Regions from separate parts of the Homo sapiens genome. Here region 1 is linked to region 2. A link is a contact called in ENCODE Hi-C or POLR2A ChIA-PET data. All regions are on one chromosome and are shown on one strand. Each heading gives the region's core, a stretch centred on a gene start or an enhancer-like site at or near the end of the contact. The rest is flanking DNA. Distances are from core to core; before and after follow the strand shown. Region 1 overlaps THSD4 (thrombospondin type 1 domain containing 4). Region 2 overlaps THSD4 (thrombospondin type 1 domain containing 4).

Region 1 (5,606 bases), core at 1,402-3,901, 37 kb after region 2:
CTTCTCTGCACTGGTTATTCTAGTTAGCCATTTGTCTAATCTTTTTTCAAGGTTTTTAGCTTCTTTGTAATGGGTTCGAACTTCCTTCTTTAGTTCAGAGAAGTTTGATCGTCTGAAGCCTTCTTCTCTCAACTTGTCAAAGTCATTCTCCATCCAGCTTTGTTCCGTTGCTGGCGAGGAGCTGCTTTCCTTTGGAGGGGGAGAGGCACTCTGATTTTTAGAAGTTTCAGCTTTTCTGCTCTGTTTTTTCCCCATCTTTGTGGTTTCATCTACTTTTGGTCTTTGATGATGGTGACGTACAGATGGGGTTTTGGTGTGGATGTCCTTTCTGTTTGTTAGTTTTCCTTCTAACAGTCAGTACCCTCAGCTGCAGGTCTGTTGGAGTTTGCTGGATGTCCACTGCAGACCCTGTTTGCCTGGGTATCAGCAGTGGAGGCTGCAAAACAGCAAATATTGCTGAACAGCAAATGTTGCTGCCTGATTGTTCCTCTGGAAGCTTCGTCTCAGAGGGGTACCTGGCCGTGTAAGGTCAGTGTGCCCCTACCGGGGGGTGCCTCCCAGTTAGGCTACTCGGGGGTCAGGGACCCACTTGAGGGGGCAGTCTGCCCGTTCTCACATCTCAAACTCCGTACTAGGAGAACCACTACTCTCTTGAAAGCTGTCAGACAGGGACATTTAAGTCTGCAGAGGTTTCTGCCGCCTTTTGTTCAGCTATGCCCTGCCTGCAGAGGTGGAGTCTACAGAGGCAGGCAGGCCTCCTTGAGCTGCGGTGGGCTCCACCCAGTTCCAGCTTCCTGGCTGCTTTGTTTACCTACTCAAGCCTCAGCAATGGCGGGCGCCCCTCCCGCAGGCTAGGCCCTCTTTCTTGTTATCTCTTTTCAATCTTGCAACAACCTCCTTTCAGAGAGAAGAAAATCGAGAGATTCTAAGACTGGTCTAAAAATATTCAGATAGCATTAGGGTTGGGGTTGGAAACAGTTTATCTAAATAGTTCATAATTTCAGTCTTAACTGCCTCTTTAATCAAAAAGTTATTTAGAAGAATGCCTATAACTGCAAGTGGATGGATTAAAAATAATTCTTAATAATTTCTAGTTTTATTGCTTTTTGGGTCAGAAATATAGCCCTGAATAAGTCTGAACTTTTAAAATGTAGTGAATTTTGTATTATGGTCTAATACACAGGCAGTTTTAGTGGCTGTTTCATGAGTCTTTGAAAAGACTGTTATTTCCTTTCTTTATTGGGTGCCGAGTTCTCTGGCTTTCTCCTAACTTGAACTTACATGACTCCTATTTTAGGGTCTAATACACAGGATATCCCGGTGGCTGAAACAAAGACATTTTGGAGGTGCTTATGACTCAAATAGCAAATCATCATTGAAACACATTGACATACCTCAAACCCAACTATATTTTTGGGATCTTTTCTGGATCCATAAGATCTGGTGGTGAAGCTTTCCTTCAGCTTCTAAAAGACAGCTTCGAATGGTGGTCAGGAAACTCGAGTTCTTGGCCCTACTCTGCCACTGACTTGCTCCTGTCCAAATTGCCTCTCCATGAGCTACAAGGGTCCAGGCAGATGTTGTCAAAGTCCATTCTGCTTCCAAAATCTGTGACTCTGTGTGGTGGGACTCTGGCTTTTCATCCTGAAGGTCACAGGCAGTTCACGAAAGACAGTGTTCCCGTTGAGAGTGAGTGAGTGTTTCTTGGAGAAAGCATTATATACACACAAATGCTGCATGATGGTCCCTGAGAATTAAAAATCATTACTTTAAAAATTCTGAAACTGCTTGTCTGCAATCAGTTGTAAAGTCACTAGGACAACCCTTCCCTCAGGATGTTATGTGAACACTGGACTGAATTCAACTACAAAATAAGTCAAGAGGGTAGACCTGGAATGATATGCAAAATGCTGGCTTGTATTTTCTTGTGTGGAACAGCTGAGCATGGGCTGGGTGATGTTTGTCCTCTTCCAAAGTGATGCAAACACATGTTTCTAGTGCTCAGTACTACAGTCCTTCTGCCCTGATGTCCTTGACTGTGGAGTGGTAGAAACTCTCAAATGGGGGATGCAGAGGGAAGTGTACCTTTCTTTGCAAAGCACTCAGTTCATTTTCTTCATTTCAAATGTACCATGAAGTCGATATCTTCATTATTTCACTCATTTCCCATCTGTCGAGCACTCAGTATGCATCAGGGTGTGCTATCTTCTGGGGAGACAGAGCTGGATAAGAGAGAGATCAGCAAGTGAGTATCTGTTACTTCTTATCCCATCTAAAGTGGCACATGAGCTAACCACATGCTATATATGAATAATTGGATGCAATAAGAAGGGGATGTGGTAAGAAAATGTTCATCTAAATATCCAAATCAGAAAGTGGTGGTTCTAGGGGAAGGAGTGAAGTTCTACCAGTTCTGCTGTTAGAAAGGCTGCCTCTACCTCATCAGAGCTCTGGGTCTCCCTCCAGCTTCTTCAGAGGCTGCATTGAGGAATGAATCTTGAGGGTGAGCAATGGCCCTGACCTTCAGACTTTGAATTCTAGGAAAGAAGTTGCTTGCAGGAATGACCTCAGCCTAATCACTTGAAATTAAGGCAGCAAAGGAAAACGCCCAATCTCTGTTTATAAATGTGCAAAACAATTTGCTAGACAAGGCTATTACTCAAGCAAGAGACTATTCACAGATGGTGGCTTGGGCTGGGTAGACACAAAGGCTAGGACAGCAGACCATTAATCACCATGCACAGACGTGCTGCTTGGTAAAAGTGAGCCTCCCAGACTAAGAAAGGGTGTACTGTAGGGGCTTAATGTGGAATCACCTGTCCTGCGGGTATTTAGAGAAATCCTCACAGCCACAGAAATCCCCAGAAGCCCACAGAAGGGATTTCAGACAAATCCACATCTCCTCACACTCCCTTTTCCCCATTTCCCCCACTTCCTAAATGTAGAACAATTCCAGGATGTTGCAAATGTATGCATTCACTTAATAAAAACTGCATGTCTGCCAGGGACCGAGCACCACGAGGATTGTGTACACTAAAGATGATCTTTTCATCCAAGTATGTTACAGTTTACATGGAGAGATGAGGCAGAGTATGTGCATGTGGACACATATGTGTGCGAAAGGGAAATAGCCCAAGACAGTGATGTTTTCTCCCTCTTCCTGACAACTTCTCTCCATCTTCATCTCAACCTCATTGGTGCTTTCCTCTGAGCAGCCTTTTCTGACCTTCCAAGACCGAGTTGGATGCTCTGGTTCTGTGTTCTCATCGCTGCCTATGCTTCTCCCCTCCCATCACTTTCACACTGAATTGTAATTGCCTGTTCAGTTGTTTGGGTCACTCTTCCCCAGCCCCCTACTGTGTCTTTTTTGGGAGCAGGGACTTTGCCTGTCTGTGTTACTCCTGGCACAATACATGTTTGTTGACAGATTCCACAAGCAGTATTGATGATGTCCTCTGTGAGTGGAGTTGGAAGGGGTCATTTGAAGCCCAGGAGAAGGGGTTCCAGCCAGCCTTGAAAGATAAGTTAAGAACAAGAGGAGAGAGGATGTGGTTTTATCTAGTGCAGTGGTTCTCAAAGTGCGGTCCCTGGACCAAAAGCATCAGCATCACCTGGGAACTTGTTAGGAATGCAAATTCGGGCCTCACTCCCAAATTTGCTTTCACATTCCATTGCATTCCACACCTACTAAATCAGAGGCTCTGGAGGAGGACCCTGGCAATCTGGGTTTTAATAAACCCTCCAGGTGATTATGGTGAACTTCAAAGTTTGAGAACAACTGACCTAGCACTTTTCTACTATGACTCTGTATTATTTATCACTGAGACCAATGTACTGTCACATACCGACTAGGCCCTACCTGCGACTTTGTGATTATGCATAACAAATAGAGTTTGTCTCCTGCTACTTGCAGTTGATTAATGGCGAGAGTTCTTATGCAAGAGATTCTGAGACCATGACTGTGCCCAAGGTGAAAGAGTGCCAGAATTGATTAGTAATGTCTGTCATGGGTGCAGGAGGAGGAGTACTCACATCCTTTGCTCACACCTCTTGCATGTGCTGTCTCTGACTGGAGCCAATCCTGAATGTATGTAGGACAAGATGAAGGCAGTGCTCAGGTCTGAGGGCCTGGCTGCAGGCTCTCTTCTGATCTTCATGCTCTGAATTTTTAGGACCCAGCCTCCTTCCTTATGCCCTAGTTTAGATGTCCTGTTTCTTGACACTGTTCTTACCATGATTGAGTCTCCCACACCAGTCCCATACTCACCTCCTTCATACCACCACTCTTCTGGGTCTTGATTGATAGTTTGCCCTGTCACTGTTTGGCCAGACCACCAACCCTTGTTCTGACTTGCAACCTTTTTCTGGCCATTCTGTGGTTGGGTCAGATCATTTGGATCTCCCCTGGGACACACATAATTCTGATCTGCCCTGAGAAAAACAAATCTTTCCCCCTTGCTCCCATTTGCAAACTCTTTGCCCAAACCAGGCCAACTTATGTTCACAGACTCCTAGTCTCTGCTGTCTCCTCAACCTGTGCTAGTTATCCAAGAAAGGGATCCCAGGTGATGGGACCAGTATAAGCAAAGGCATGAGGTCAGAATATGAAAAATATGATTAGGTCTGTAAGTAGATCAGTCTGGCTGGGTTAAGAACTCATGCCGAGACATATTGGATTGAAACATCAGCAAACAATTGGTAAGATCAGATTTTGAGGGTCTCAATCCCCCAGCTCTGGAGCTTAAACTTCATGCCCTAGGAGGGAGCTACCAAAGGCTCTGGGTTGGGGAAGGTGGTGACACCTTAAGGAGATGCTGTACGAATACTCACCTAGCAGGTGTGTGCAGGGTGATGTGCAGGGAGGGACCAAAAGGAGGTGGCCACAGTTATCTGGGCCTGATGTGGCACTGATTGTGGGAAGAGGAAAGAAATGGACGTGAGAAAGGAATTCTGGAGACACTCCCAGGAGGGAATCAATGTGGCAGGATGGCTGATTTCATGAAGGGGGTAAAGGACAGAGAAGAGTCAAGGTGACTGGAATAACATCAAACCTGACACAAAGAGGGATGCCCAGTGGGGAAGAACAGATGTGAGAGGAAGTTGAGGACTTGAAATTAACACTAAATGAGTTTGAGGTGAAAGCAGGGAATCCTGGTGGGAATGCTGAGCAGGTGAATGGAAATCCAGGACCACAGGCAGTATGTGGGCTAGGATCAACAGGAATGTGGGTGTTCCCCATCCTAGGAGACAGCAGGAAAGGGGAGAGGGGAGGAAGGAGCTGTGGACTCTGAGCCATGACCCTTGGGGAATGTCTGCATCGGGGTGGAGAAAAAAGTAGAATCAGGGAAGGAACAACCCCAGGGGAAGGGAACCAGGGGGCTGTAGTGACAGGGATGCAAAGGGACAAGAGGACATTGAAGAGAAGGTGGTCGTCTGCAGTGTTAGTGCTACAGGGAGGATAAGGAGAAAGAGGGCGGGCGTGATGAGGCCTGCCTGTGGGTTTAGAGACAACACCCAGGGTGCAGTGGGCCATTCTGTTTCAGGGCAGCTATTCGGGACCTAAGCTAACCGTGTATCTCCAGGGAAACTCTTTTGCTGACAAGGTT
Region 2 (5,482 bases), core at 723-3,222:
TCACAGAGTTTGTCTGGACCCCTTTTTGAGGAGAATTCTGGGGCTGATTTCAGACCCAGAGAAAAAGGATATAATGATTGATGAGTGATGTCTGTCACGGGTGCGAGAGAAGGGTGGGAGGTATGTGTGCCATGCTTTTACCATCTCTAACTAAATGAACTTCAAGGCCCAATTTCCTCGGTGAAGATGAATGCAAGGCTTATTTCCGAAGATGATGCCACTCTGGAGAGCAGCTGAGACCTCAACAGCTGTTTATCTTCCTGGTCATGTTTCTGGTTTCTGGCTGTTTCTTTTAACAAGGGGTCAGTAACTGAGGGCTTCTCCACATCTGCAGGGAGTTTCCTGCAGAATTAGGATGTGTAAAATAAACCCACAAAATCAAAGCCCCAAACAGATGCTGGAGATTATTTCACACTTGAGGTCATCCTTCTTGGAGAAGGGCATGGGGGTGGGTTGTCGGGGAATGATGTGGAAGGCCAAACCTGAGGGGCTGGACTGCAGCAGAACACAGTCAATGAAAAAAAGAATCTCAATCATTGGGGAGAGATCACCTCGGTGGATGGCCTTTCGCATTGCAATCCATTAGGAAGAGGAAATAAAGTGATGGAGGCCATCCCCTGCTCAGCCAGCACATGTGAGGCATGTTCACACACTGTCTCCCTCTCCCCACAAAATGCTCAAGCTTCTAGAATGTTTTTAATCAAGGGATTTAGGGCAGTGTTTTTCAACTTCTAGAATAAAAATGTTACAACCTTGGTCTGAGTGGTGAGGGCCCAAAGATACAGGGAAGGAAGTGGTAGATAACAAATACATTAATACCCTTTATTATGAGTTCATAATATTTTGTTAAATCTGAAATTCAGTTGTCATTTAAACAGAAGAGATTCAAATTCAAGTTATAGAAAAGTTAAAATTTCTAATTAGCAATATTTAAAGCAAGGAATTTTATACTTTATCATTTTAACTGTTAAGGGAAAAAAGTAATTTGAGTGTGATTGTTTTTCTTAAAGTTGAAGATCAGTATCCAGAATGTTTGGAGTTATCACTGGTCATGAACTATATTCCACGTGGAACCATATCTGAGTTTGTTTTGAAGTACCACATGTTCAAATCACTGAATTAGACTTTTTAAGAGACATAAAGTGTTATATTTCTGTAAGAGGTGCTTTCCAAACCCAAATCTAAAAATTTATCATTTCTGTTCCTTAAAGTATCATTTTAATTTACAACTTATTTTCCCTTATTTGGCAATTTGGATACAGTGTCTGAAGCAGTAAATGGATTTAACCCCAATCTAATTTTTCTGTAAGAAGTAGGAGAGAGTCTAAGAATGACATACAAACCTGTCAAACCTGTTAAAACGAGCTAGACTTTCACACTTTCACCGGTGGAAAATGCTGTTCCTTCATGTCAACTGAAGGTAACTTTGATCACATTTTAGTACATGCCTTAGGGTGGCAAAGGGCAGTTTTTGCAAGGCACAGTTTACTTGAGGGCCTTCCAATCCTTGGGCTAAATCAGAGAGAGAGGGGAGAGGGAGTGTGTGCGTGCATGCATGTGCTTTGTTTTGGAGAGAAGTGGGAGGCAAGGAGGAAAGAGAAGGACTGTAATGATGTAGTGACCGCCTTGGTCCTGGGCTAGGCAGAGGAAGTCTGTGCATGTGGATGTGTCTTAGTTGGGTACAACACTGAAAACATGAAGTGGTCATTTTCCAACCCAAGAACTGTAAGGGGTGGTAGTGGCTGCAGCAGCCAGGCCAGTGGTAGGGTCTAGAGTGGCCCCACCTGGACATACAGCATGTGGTTGCATTCCAGTCCAGGGGGACCGAGGGTAGAGCCAGGCCCAATGCCCTTGTGGGAGCCAGGAGTGAAAAGTGGGCAGAGCCTGAGGCAGTGGGAGGAAACCTGCCCCTGGAGGGCTTGATGCTCCTTACTCAGTGTTTCAGCCCAGGAGAAAAACCGCAAATACTTGCCTTGTGAGCCAAACCCTAGCTTAACAAGGATCAGCTAGTTAACATGTGAAAAGTTGTCCCAAATGGAAACTGGATAAACAGGTCTGGCCTGATAAATAGCTAAAAGGTTTCCCAGTCAGGGATGGGGTGAGAGAGGCTTGGACATTCTGGCCCGCAGGTCATTAATTATGCAAATTCTTACTGGGCTCTGGGAGGTTCTCAAGAACTTGGGCCCTGGGAGAGAGGGCCCCTCAGCCAGGCTGGAAGATGAGGCTCTGCCTGAACACTTGAGGAGGGCCTTTGCATACCCCAGGTGAACCTAGTAGAGGCTGAGCCCACCGGAGACGTTCCCAGCAGGCTTGAGTAAAGGTTAGGAAAGTGATTTCTGCATGCAATGTGATGTAGGCAGAAATGGGCAATTCGAAGGTCAAATGGGGCTCTCATTTACTAATGACTGTGGGCAACTTTCTGGTCCTTCCAGCCTCAGCCGCTTCCCTGTGTAAACTGGTGGAGCTGATAAGTTCCTGGAAGGATTATGAGGATTAACTGGAAAAATGTATGTAAAATGCCTTGTTGTACCTAGAAAAGAATTGTGCTCATATTTTTCTTCCCTGTTCTATCATTAAACTGTTCCCCCATCAATGCCCCAAAATCTTATCTGCTTATTTTTCTCTAAGAACTGGGTTCAAAATATGGTTTCAAACACTGAAGAATCAGAAGTTTGAGCTTTGAATCCTGGAGTTTCCCTAATTAGCTGTGTGACCTTGAGCCAATCCTACAGTCTTGGTATCCCATGAAATGGGAGGATTCTCCAGGTGATGGCTTAGGTACCCCCACCCCCCGCCCCACTCTGAGCTTCTTTCCGAACACTCAGCAGTAGGACAGGAAGATCTGAAAGCAAGGGGTCTGCTTCATGTAGCATGATAAACACTCTTTGGACCGGAGTCTGAACACTTATAGATATCAGGGAGGTTCACATTGCTCCAGTTCATACTCGCGCGTGGATCCTAGAATTGGGCCATGAGGTAATGCCGAGAGTATGTGAACTGTTATAAATTAATACACTGATCTACTCTGCAGTGAGGTTCTTTCGGCTCTGATTTCTCCTTTTATGGTGTCTTTAGAGACAGGCAGGAGGTTAGGAGGTAGTTGACAGAGGAGTTACAAACACGTGTATTCACTGCATCAGGGCTGGAGCTTAGCTTTTGTTTTTGAGTTAGTTCTGTTGTTTGGGCTTGGTTAATCTGTGCCCAAACACTGAGATTATTAGAAGGAAAAGACACCCTTAACTGGCCTCTTGCAGCAACAGACACTTGGTGGGAGGTAAGAGAAGGGGGAAATGGGACAAGGGAGAAAAGACCTTCCAACTCTACCCAACCGAGTGGACCTATGAAAGACTGAAATCTCCAGTTTAATGTAGCCAGAACTGAGGTCAGGGTCTGGCCATTGTCTGGAAACCAGAGTTGGAGTTCTGGGGCTGTCAGTGAAGACCTGTCTGTCCTAAAGGTCACCTCTGTTTCTATAGAAACAGGTGCCTGAGTGACCAGTGTTTACGAGTTAAAAGCAGGCTCCTTGCAGGACATCACACTGTGTCTTGCTCCAGCCACTGGCCATCTCTGCGGCCTCGCCTCTTCTCAGGACATTTTGTCCTGACCTCACCTACCCTGAGATCTTTTTGTTAGCTTTGTGTTCTGCCCTTAAGATATCACTTAAGAACTCCCTCTGGGTTCTTCATAGCATTTTAGCATTCTTAGTATGTTTTATCTCCATTAAACTTTTTCAGTGTTCTATGCTGAGTTTTTTGTATTTTTTGTCTCTGTCTACCCAAACTGTTACTTCTGCCTGAGCCTCCCTTTTATTGATTTTTTTAATCCAGAAATACTCCTACTCATCCTTCCAAACCCCCAAGTTTAATGACTCAGGAAATCTTTGCCGACCCTCTCAGATATTTAATTATCCCCTCCCCCAACCGTCACCTCTGTACTTTGCACAAATGTCCCATGAAGCTGATCACAGTGCATTACTTTATATTTTTTTACTTGCCTTGTCACTCTCTAACAATATAACCTCATTAAAAATGAGAGCCGTACATTATCTATTATCGATCAGGTATGGGGTGTAGTGTTTAAGAGATGGGTTGCCTGCATTAAAATCCCAGCACTACCTAGTATGGTAGGAACTTCTCTGTCATAACTTGAGATAAGTTCTTAATTGCCCTGTGCCTCAGTTTCCTAATCTCTAAAATTGGAATAATAAAAGTAACTACCTCATAGGGATGTTATGAGGATTAAATGGTAAATATGTGTAAAGCAGATAAGTGCTCAGTAAGTTTTAACTTTTTTTTTTTTGAGATGGAGTCTTACTCTGTCACCCAGGCTAGAGTGCAGTGGCGCGATCTCCGCTCACTGCAACCTCTGCCTCCTGGGTTCAAGGAATTCTCCTGCCTCAGCCTCCCAAGTAGCTGAAATTACAGTCGCGTGCCACCATGCCCGGCTAATTTTTGTATTTTTAGTAGAGACAGGCTTTCGTCATGTTGTCCAGGCTGGTCTTGAACTCCTGACCTCAGGTGATCCGCCCACCTTGCCCTCCCAAAGAGTTGGGAGTACAGACATGAGCCACTGCACCTGGCCAAGTCTTAGTTATTCTTGATGTTGATCCGAATTTCTAGGCTTCATTATTGCATTTGGACCTTAACACTTAATCAGTAGATGTTTGCAGGTTGGCTTTGTACTGTGTGTCTCCCTGACTGGACCGTGTGCTTGCTGAGGCAGTGTGCGGGTACACCTGCTCCTTGGCATATGCCTTGGCTTCACATCTTGCCAGGATGGGTCTCTCGTCCCCATTTCATAGATGAGGAACCCAAGGCTCAGAGAGGTTGAAGGACTTGCTGAAGGTCACTTTAAAGACCAGAATATGGTAGAAGTCCTGGAACTCTGAATGGGAGCTTAGACCCGGTGCTTCCAAAATGCCATCCACCCTGTAGCTTTAAGGCTCTGGACCCTGAAACCAAATCCATGAGGGATGAGCTGGAAGAGCCAGGCCGTGTGACCCATTTTCCGCTGTGCTGGGAGCTTGCGCACCCTCTGGAGCTTCCTTGCTGTGACTGCCTTCCACTTCCTAGGCTGTCTTTTGTAGGTCCATGTTTGGGCCTTAATGAGCATCCAGAGACTTTTTTTTTTTTTTTTTTTTGCGACACAGTTTTACTCTGTCACCCAGCCTGGAGTGCAATGGTGCAATCTCTGCTTGCTGCAACCTCTGCCTGCTGGGTTCAAGCAATTCTCCTGCCTCAACCTCCTGAGTAGCTGAGATTACAGGTGCCCACCACCACACCTGGCTAATATTTTTAGTAGAGACAGAGTTTCGTCATGTTGACCAGGGTAGTCTTGAACTCTTGAGCTCAGGTGGTCCACCCACCTCTGCCTCCCAAAGTCCTAGGATTACAGGCGTGAGCCACCGTGCCCAGCCCCAGAGATTATTTTCATAAGCTTTCCCTGGGAGTTCACTTATGAAAACGGGTTGGGAGGGTCTACA

Evidence for each region. Hi-C counts contacts between places; a loop is a spot of excess contacts on that map. ChIA-PET counts read pairs that join two places held with the same protein, here RNA polymerase II (POLR2A). Pooled maps may share reads with other maps.
Region 1: a map of aorta shows a loop between it and region 2 (2.7-fold over the local background). The contact joins two enhancer-like sites. A Hi-C loop is called at or near these places in 2 of 168 maps with a recorded cell type or tissue (aorta and heart left ventricle) and 3 of 50 pooled maps. POLR2A ChIA-PET finds 5 or more read pairs at or near these places in 5 of 52 experiments (H1, PC-9, WTC11 and 2 more).

Annotation. Positions count from the first base shown.
Region 1 is chr15:71,372,145-71,377,750 of GRCh38, forward strand. The region is part of intron 6 of THSD4 (thrombospondin type 1 domain containing 4); the gene reads left to right. Among named protein-coding and RNA genes, the nearest start is that of THSD4-AS1, 190 kb to the left of the region's middle. Within about 2 kb of position 2,652, at least 3 of the 41 ENCODE cell types and tissues checked have a DNase peak (open chromatin) inside an H3K27ac peak, as active enhancers do.
Region 2 is chr15:71,335,484-71,340,965 of GRCh38, forward strand. All of the region lies in intron 6 of THSD4 (thrombospondin type 1 domain containing 4), which reads left to right. Among named protein-coding and RNA genes, the nearest start is that of THSD4-AS1, 150 kb to the left of the region's middle. Within about 2 kb of position 1,973, at least 13 of the 41 ENCODE cell types and tissues checked have a DNase peak (open chromatin) inside an H3K27ac peak, as active enhancers do.